Linked DNA regions of Mus musculus: region 2 is linked to region 1. A link is a contact called in ENCODE Hi-C or POLR2A ChIA-PET data. All regions are on one chromosome and are shown on one strand. The core of a region is the stretch at or near the end of the contact, and the rest is flanking DNA. Distances in the headings are between cores, read along the strand shown. Region 1 holds the start of Spg11 (SPG11, spatacsin vesicle trafficking associated). Region 2 holds the start of Trim69 (tripartite motif-containing 69).

What was found. A loop is a pair of places that touch in the nucleus more often than their neighbours do. ChIA-PET counts read pairs that join two places held with the same protein, here RNA polymerase II (POLR2A).
Region 2: a map of left cerebral cortex shows a loop between it and region 1 (6-fold over the local background). The contact joins the promoter of Trim69 here to the promoter of Spg11 in region 1. A Hi-C loop is called at or near these places in 18 of 37 maps with a recorded cell type or tissue (CH12.LX, Patski, T-helper 1 cell and 7 more). POLR2A ChIA-PET finds 5 or more read pairs at or near these places in 4 of 5 experiments (Patski and embryonic stem cell).

Annotation. Positions count from the first base shown.
Region 1 is chr2:122,116,396-122,120,242 of GRCm38, forward strand. It overlaps Spg11 (SPG11, spatacsin vesicle trafficking associated), which reads right to left and starts at 1,991. Exons shown (of 40, transcript NM_145531.2): 1 at 1,726-1,991. The coding sequence starts at 1,973. It overlaps Patl2 (protein associated with topoisomerase II homolog 2 (yeast)), which reads right to left. Exons shown (of 18, transcript NM_026251.2): 18 at 3,713-3,847.
Region 2 is chr2:122,158,887-122,162,733 of GRCm38, forward strand. It overlaps Trim69 (tripartite motif-containing 69), which reads left to right and starts at 1,822. Exons shown (of 7, transcript NM_080510.3): 1 at 1,822-2,010. The coding sequence starts at 2,005. The region is part of intron 2 of Patl2 (protein associated with topoisomerase II homolog 2 (yeast)); the gene reads right to left.

The DNA of each region.
Region 1 (3,847 bases), core at 741-3,240:
AACACCCTAAGCAACATAGCAAGACTCTATCACTGGGTTGGAGAGATGGCTCAGCGGTTAAGAGGGCAGACTGCTCTTCCAAAGGTCCTGAGTTCAAATCCCAGCAACCACATGGTGGCTCACAACCATCTGTAACAGGGTCTGATGCACTCTTCTAGTGTGTGTCTGAAGACAGCTACAGTGTATTCATAGTAATAAAATAAATAAATCTTAAAAAAAGAAAAGACTATCACTAATATGTATGAGCCAGATCTGGTGACTCGATAGCAATCACTTTCTTTAGTGGCTGAGACAAGAAGACTGAGTTTGGGGCCAGTCTGGGCTACAGAGAAAGACCTATCTTAAGATCAGTCAATATGGCCCAACTCTGAAAACACTAAAAGAGATGAGGCTACCACTCTGATAGTTTCAACTTCTTTTAAAAACTTTGCTTTTCTACAATAATAAGTTTATATTAAATGGGGTGGCTATGAGGTTCTTATTAGAAACACTGACAGTTCCCATTTCTGCCTTTATATACCAAGAACACACAGGCACTCCAACACACACCAGACATGAGAACAGTAGAAAGCTGGGATGGAAGTACGTGCTTATAATTCCAGCATTGGAGAGGAGGAGGTAAGAGGGTTGGGAACTCACAGGCATCCTTGGGTCCAGGCCAGCCTGAGCTCCATGAGACCGTATCACAAGGGGGTAAAAAGATGGGTTAAAATACTTGCTGACTCAGCAAACTCATCTTGTGTCTATAGAGCTGTTGAAGAGCCTGGAGACTCAAAGTGAGATACCTGTTGGCTATACAGTCTCATATAGATTGATCCTAAAATACTTACTTCCCTTTATTAAAAAGGTCAGCATATACTCAGGGGACTTCTAAACTTTATGATGTAAACTGTTTTATGAAAAGTGGAAAGCAATATAATATTGTAATTCTCTACCTTCTCAATCCATGGGAGCCTCATGTCTAAGAAACAGCGGACATGCCAGGTATGGAGTATACAAGCCTGTAATCTCAGCATTAGAAGGGGTAAAACAGGAGGATTGTGAATTGCAAGCCAATCTGGCTATATCTTGAGACTGTGATTTAAACATGGAAAACGTAGGGCTGGAATACCGTTCAGTGACCTCAGAGCACTTGTGTAAATGAATGGACAAGTTTAAAGAGGAGCAGGGGCTGGAGTGGGCGTGGTGGTGGCTGTGTTTGCAAGAAAACATTATTTTAGAGACAAAAAAAAATGCTTTAGAAATAAGCCTTATCTGGCATTTTAAAACAAAGTAGACTGTCTGGTAGTGCAGGCAGAGACAGGCCGATCTCTGTAGGCTCCAGGCTATATTTCGAGTTCTAGAATACCTAGGGATACATAGTGAAGAGGGGGAGGAGGAGGTAGAGAAAGATAGGCTTAGAACTCCTTTCAGTGACAATCTGTATTGAATTAAAGAAACAGGACCTGTGCTGAGACCCATCCAGGGTTTGCAGGGGCTATCAAGGAGTGAGACATCTTCTCTGTCCACCCAGGAAGTGAGCCGTGAGTTGCAACAAGGTGAGGATTTCACTTCGGGATGGGAAAGGTTCCGAGAGGCACGGGGCTCGATCCTGAGGAGGCTCCCCAGTGGTTCATCCTCTCCCACCAACCCAGGGGCCGGCGAGAGGCGAGCCCAGGACTCCCCTCCGGAGCGGCTCAGATTTCAGCCTCCTCCCACAGCCTGCAGCCGTCCCGCAGCACTTACTGCCTAAAGGGTCCTGGGAGGCAGCAGCTGCTCCCACCCCTGCTGCCCGGCGCCAAGGAAAGCACTTGGAGACTGCCCGCAGCCGTCAGGCTCCCCAGGGCCTCCAGCTCTCGGTGCAGCTGCGCCCGCGGTCCCAGCTGCGCCGTCTCCTCAGCTGGGATCCGCACCAGCAGCATGGGCAGGACCCGCTCCATGGCCCCGGCACAGCCGGGGGAGGCAGCACTTCCGGGCCCTGGCTGGGCAGCCATCTTGGCCTGGGCGGTCCTTCCGGTAGAGGCGCCCGAATGCGTCACGGACCTGCGCAGTGATTCGGACCTTGTGACTCTCACGAGAGAGGCGGTCCTGCGCCCGGCATTTGCTCAGCTTGGGGTGGAGGCGGCTCTAAACGGAATCCTGCAAAAACCACGCCTGCCCCTCCCTGCTCAGCTCAATTCAATAATACGCCAGGGCCTTTCAGCTGCTTGTGCTGTCCTTGCTACCAAAGATTTCTAAGGCAGGTGCTTCTTACTCCATTGAAACCCTGTTGCTGGCTCCTCTTCACTTTTTGTGCTGCTCGGTTAACAGGCATCTGGTAGTGCGCTTTTCTTGGTAGCAAGTACTCTTTTAAAGTCTAGAACTAATAAAGAACCCTCTACCATTTTAAAAAAAAAAAAAAAAAGCAGGGCTTCACAACAGACCCCCTCCCCCCATCCCCGGCTTCGAGAAATCGGCCCCTCTACGGAGTGGTATGGAGTTTTGGAAAGCAACTATCTCCATCAGATGCCTGGGATCCCAGAGTTTGAAAAATCAATCTGACTCATTTCCCCCATCAGGAAGTTTTGAAGAGCAGTTTACCAAAAATAAAATAAAATAAAATAAAATAAATTCTACAAGCCCTTCCTCCTCCTGACTGCAAAAACTAATTTTCAGACCCTTCGAGATGAATTTTCTTGTACCCGTGGGTACCCAGTCTCAGGATTTGGGAGTGTAAACTTCTCAGACCAATAGATCTCCTTTTGAGGTCAAACAATCTATTCTTTGTGGTCCTCCACCAAGGACTCTGTTACAAACATGAAGGTTAACATGGAGATTGAAGTCAAACGATATCCTTTGTAACAGATGGATGCATACAGAGTAGAGATGGTGAAATAGTTCACCTTTCAATTTCTTCTGTTTTTCTCAGGAAAGTACAATCTGATACAGAAGAGAAGAGGTAGAGAGCTATTGAAAAGGCATTTGGTCAAGCTATTTATTTGATAAAGGTTCTCTAGTGGCCTTAGACACCTGATCCTCCTTCACCAGCTTTTCAGGTTCTAGGAATACAGGATTATGCCTCCATGCCTACTTAACAGTGTCTTTCTAACACAGCCACTTCTACAAACTGAACATTTTGACTTAATGGCAACCTGCTAACATGCCTTCCTGGCTCAGTCTAAAGTCTAAAGCCCCTCTCTATTCCAGTCACTCTCAAATCATAGTATTTATGACTAATTAACATTTTATGTCAATTCCTGACCAAACTCTATGTAAGCCTGGAAATAGCAGAGACCTGTGCACCACTGTTATCTTCCTGCCTGAATCCCAGCCTGGCTCATAAAAGGTACTTTAGTATTTCTTGATGAATGCAGGACTTCATTTGACAAAATGCTGCCATGTTCTTCTCTTTCTTTCTTTCTTTCTTTCTTTCTTTCTTTCTTTCTTTCTTTCTTTCTTTCTTTCTTTCTTTCTTTCTTTCTTTCTTTTAAATTTACTTTATTTATGAGTACACTGTAGCTGTCTTCAGACACACCAGAAAAGGGCATGGGATCTCATTAAAGGTGGTTGTGAGCCACCATGTGGTTGCTGGGAATTAAACTCAGGACCTCTGGAAGAGCATTGAGTGCCCTTAACCACTGAGCCATCTCTCCAGTCCCCATGTTATTTTCTTATGTCAAGGAAGATGCTTATATCCAAATCTCTCAGCCTTAGCTGAACTGTTTGGTTTACATAAAGTCTGGCAACACGGAAGCAACATCCCAGATTAGACTTTTATTAAATACAAGGCCTTTCCCCTTATTAGGAAGGATATTCTTGACATATTCAAAAAAATGTCCTTCGTTGTAATTCCAAACTTACAAACAAGTTTCAACATATCATTTGATAT
Region 2 (3,847 bases), core at 572-3,071, 42 kb after region 1:
ACTTGAGAGTCACATGGATGATAACCCTCAAACTACAGAAGACATTCCTCGGGAATGCACTGGAGAGCGACAGCCTTCCTCCCCTCCTAGTTTTCAGTAGATGAACAGTTCTTGTGGCTTACATCCCTTTCTTTTGCGGCATGTAAAAGCCATGATCCCCAGATCTGGCTCCACCTGTCTCAACGACCCTGCCCAGGGAAGACAGAGAGGCTGAGGCTGGCAGTGCGGTGTTACCATGCTCCTGCCTATCCTGCCAGGAGACTGCTTTTTGTGAATGAACCACTCTCTTCTCTCTCTCTCTCTTTTCCCTAACAAGCCAGAATAGCAGCTGTTGTTCAGTGGTCCACTGGAGAGAAGCTGGGGCAGGCCGGTGATTAGGGAGCTTGTCTACAAGGCACTCCGCTCAACCTTAGCACCAAACACAGAAACAAAACATGCATGCAGGGCATTTATTCCCAGCACTTGGGAGGCAGAGGTAGGTGAAATCTCTGTGAGTTTGAAGCCAGCTTAGTCTACATAGTGAGTTCTAGGACAGCCAGAATGTAGGCTATGTAGAGAAACTCTGTCTTGAAAACCAAAATCCAAAACAAATACAAAATAACAACAAAACCCACCCAAACCAATCAACCAAACAACAAACACAAACAACGACAATAACCCTGAAATCTAAGAAAACAAGCAGACAGAAGGAGGGTGTGCAGATCATTCACAGGGCCCCTCGAACTCTCTCACTAAGCCAGTGTTTACTACAGAGTGATAGCATGGAAGGCCTGGGGGCTAAGAAGACAGTTCTTTCTCACAAGAAGCTTGCGGTTTCTTGGGAAAGAGATCTGAAGACAAATCGGTTTAATGAAAGGAAGAATGTAGTATACCCAGAGCAGTGATAGAAACATCTGCCAGGTGCTGCTGCTGCACACAGCCTGCTCTGACTTCTCAGCAACTCTCTTGGCAGGAGGGGCAGCCTGTGCAAAGCCAGAGAAGCAAGGCATTTGTGGGCAGTCTCTAACTCTGGCATGCTGTTGTCCATGCTAAGGCTGGATAGCAGGCAGACACTAACCACTCAAGGCAATATACTGAGTTAGAATTACTGTAAGCAAAACATCAAACCCGCGGGCTCCCAGACTTGAGCATGGTCTAGGGACGAGCGTCTAAGCTAAAAGTGCTTACTTAGACTTTTAGAGAAAGCTGTGTGAACAGCATCTTTCCCTGCTGCCTTAGGGTCCAGCTCCAGACCCTGCTACTTGATCAGGTCTGCTTCAGGAGATGCCAAGAAGACAGGGAGAGCCAAACAGCTACCCCTGAAAGGCTCTGTGTCTGGAGGTGACGGGTCCAGCTAGGATAAAGAGAAGCCGCTCCAGTCAGGGGTACAGCTGATGCTGCTGTTTGTTCTCTCTTCCCTCGAGCAGCCTCATTCCCAAGTGAGATCTGAAAACCTTAAAATTACATTACCAGGGCTGGAGAGATGGCTCAGCCATTAAGAGTATTTATGGTGCTTACAGAGGACCAGAGTTTGGCTCCCAGTACTCACATCAGGTAGTTCACAACTACTTGTAACTCCAGCTCCAGGGAATTTGATCCACCTCTCTGGCCTCTGTGGGCACCTCCATACATGACACACACTCGAGCACAAACATACTCACACATAACTCAAGATTAAACATTTAAAAATTAGATTACCACCTGAAGTTTAAAAGAATCCCATCCCAAATAAAATAATAAAAGGGGTTGGCAGGTCATTCCAATCCAATCAGAGTTTGTCTATCTCAGACGCGAATATCATCAAAGCAACTGACAAACTGTCACGGAACCTGCTGGATCTCTAGCTTTGGCCTTGTCTGTCTTCTTCAGCTCCTGAACTCTCTTCTCCCTCCTCCTCTCATGGGCTCTGAGTCCATTCCTAGCATACTAACAGGCCCAGAACTCTTGGTCTGCAGCCATCCTGGGCTCACTGAGCAAAGCCAAGTTGCCTGACTCTGCCCCCTGGTGGCCTAATGACCAAGTTTCATGGAGGTAAGTTATTCTCTAACCACTCAGCGGGTTTTCTACACACAGGGTAGGAAACAGGGTATTGATTGTGGATCAAGAAGGGAAATCAAAGAAATATTTAACATGTAGCCTTTACCTTCTAAACTCTAGGCCTTTGGATAAACAGAAATTAGAGATGTGGGTAAGAAAGTAAGGAGGTCCACCATAACTTTTTGATAATTAAGACAAACATTATACAAAAGTTAACCTCTTTATCAATATAACTACTATCTTTAGATGAAGAATTATTAGTTATAACATTTTTTCATACTATAGGTCTTGGTATGTTATATTTACAACAGAGGTGCAGTTAAACATTTTTAGAAATCACATTTGTGTATTTTGTGTAGATATGTGGGCGTGCATACCAGAGCACATGTGTGGAAGTCAGAGGAAAATCTGCAGGATTAGGTTCACTCTTTCCACCATGTGGATCTCAGGGACTGAGTTTGGGTCGTCGGGCTTGGGAGCAAGCATCTTTTCCTGCTGAGCCATCTCACCAGCCCAGTTAAACGTCTTAAATTAACACCTTAAAACTAAAGTAAAGGAAGTTAGTATTCTAAACTTTAGTGTTGACAGACAAAAGAAAACATCGATTTACTTTAAGGAAGCCGGGTTTCCACGGAAACCCATCAAGGAATCTCAGTACATGGATCCGGATGCCGAGTGGGTCAGAACCCAGAGGTACAGATTTAGGATTTACTTCTGTGAGGCTGAACACGAAGTCAGGAAATTACTCACTTGTTAAAAGAGAGCAGAGCTAGAAGAAAGCCAGAGAAGATACTAAGAATAGAAAGGGGGATGGAAATTACTCATGGGGAAAGAACCAGGGTAGTAGTGCACTCGGGGCCAAAGGAGAGGGTTTCAGGTTTCAAGAGGGTGGAGACCAAGAGTATTCTTAAAGAGCAGAGATTCAGACAAGCTACTTCCAACACATTCCTTAAGCCCCTACCACAGCCAAGTAATGTGCTGGCCATAAGAGCTCAGGAAGAGACAGAGGACAGTGGCATAGTTAATGTAATGCAACAGCTTTCCTCGTTGGTTTTTTCTGTAATTGTTTGTTTTGTTTTAAGTCAGGGTTTTGCTGTGTAGCCCTGGCTGTCCCGGAATTCCATCTGTAGACCAGGCTGGCCTTGAACTCACAGAGATCTGCCTGCCTCTGCCTCCTGAGTGCTTGGATTAAAGGTGTGCGCCACCACCACTAGGCTATAAATGTTTTTTAGAGTGTGGGTGTGTGTGAGAGTGTCCAAGGAGGACAGAAGACTTTGATCCATTGGAGCTGGAATTACAGAGATTTATGAGTTCTGGGATCTGAATTCTAGTCCTCTAAGGACTTAAATGCTCTTAACAATGGAGCAGTCTTTCTAGCCCTTTCCTTTGTAATTCTTATCTCTATTAATGAACTGATTCTACCTGCCACCTCTCCATTTCTTTTGCTTTTTGTTTAAAATGTATATGCCAGATCCTGCCTTTGTCTGTCCTTCCTTCTTCCTTTTCTTCCTTTCCTTCCTTCCTTCCTTCCTTCCTTCCTTCCTTCCTTCCTTCCTTCCTTCCTTCCTTCCTTCCTTCCTTCCAACAGGGTCTCTCTCAGCTCTTGTTGTCTTGGAATTCGATATGTAGACTCAGACTGGCCTCAAATTCACCATGTTTCTTTAATGACTTCTGGGCCATGTTTTTTGTGTTCTACAATGTATCTCACGGTGTTTTTCAGCAGTTGTTTCTATTCTTTGTTTTCAGATTCATGAGAGAGTCTGGTTTGCATAGTCATCTTTTGCATTAGGCGACAGTTGGGGTTGCTGGACAGCCTATGAAATGGTCCAGA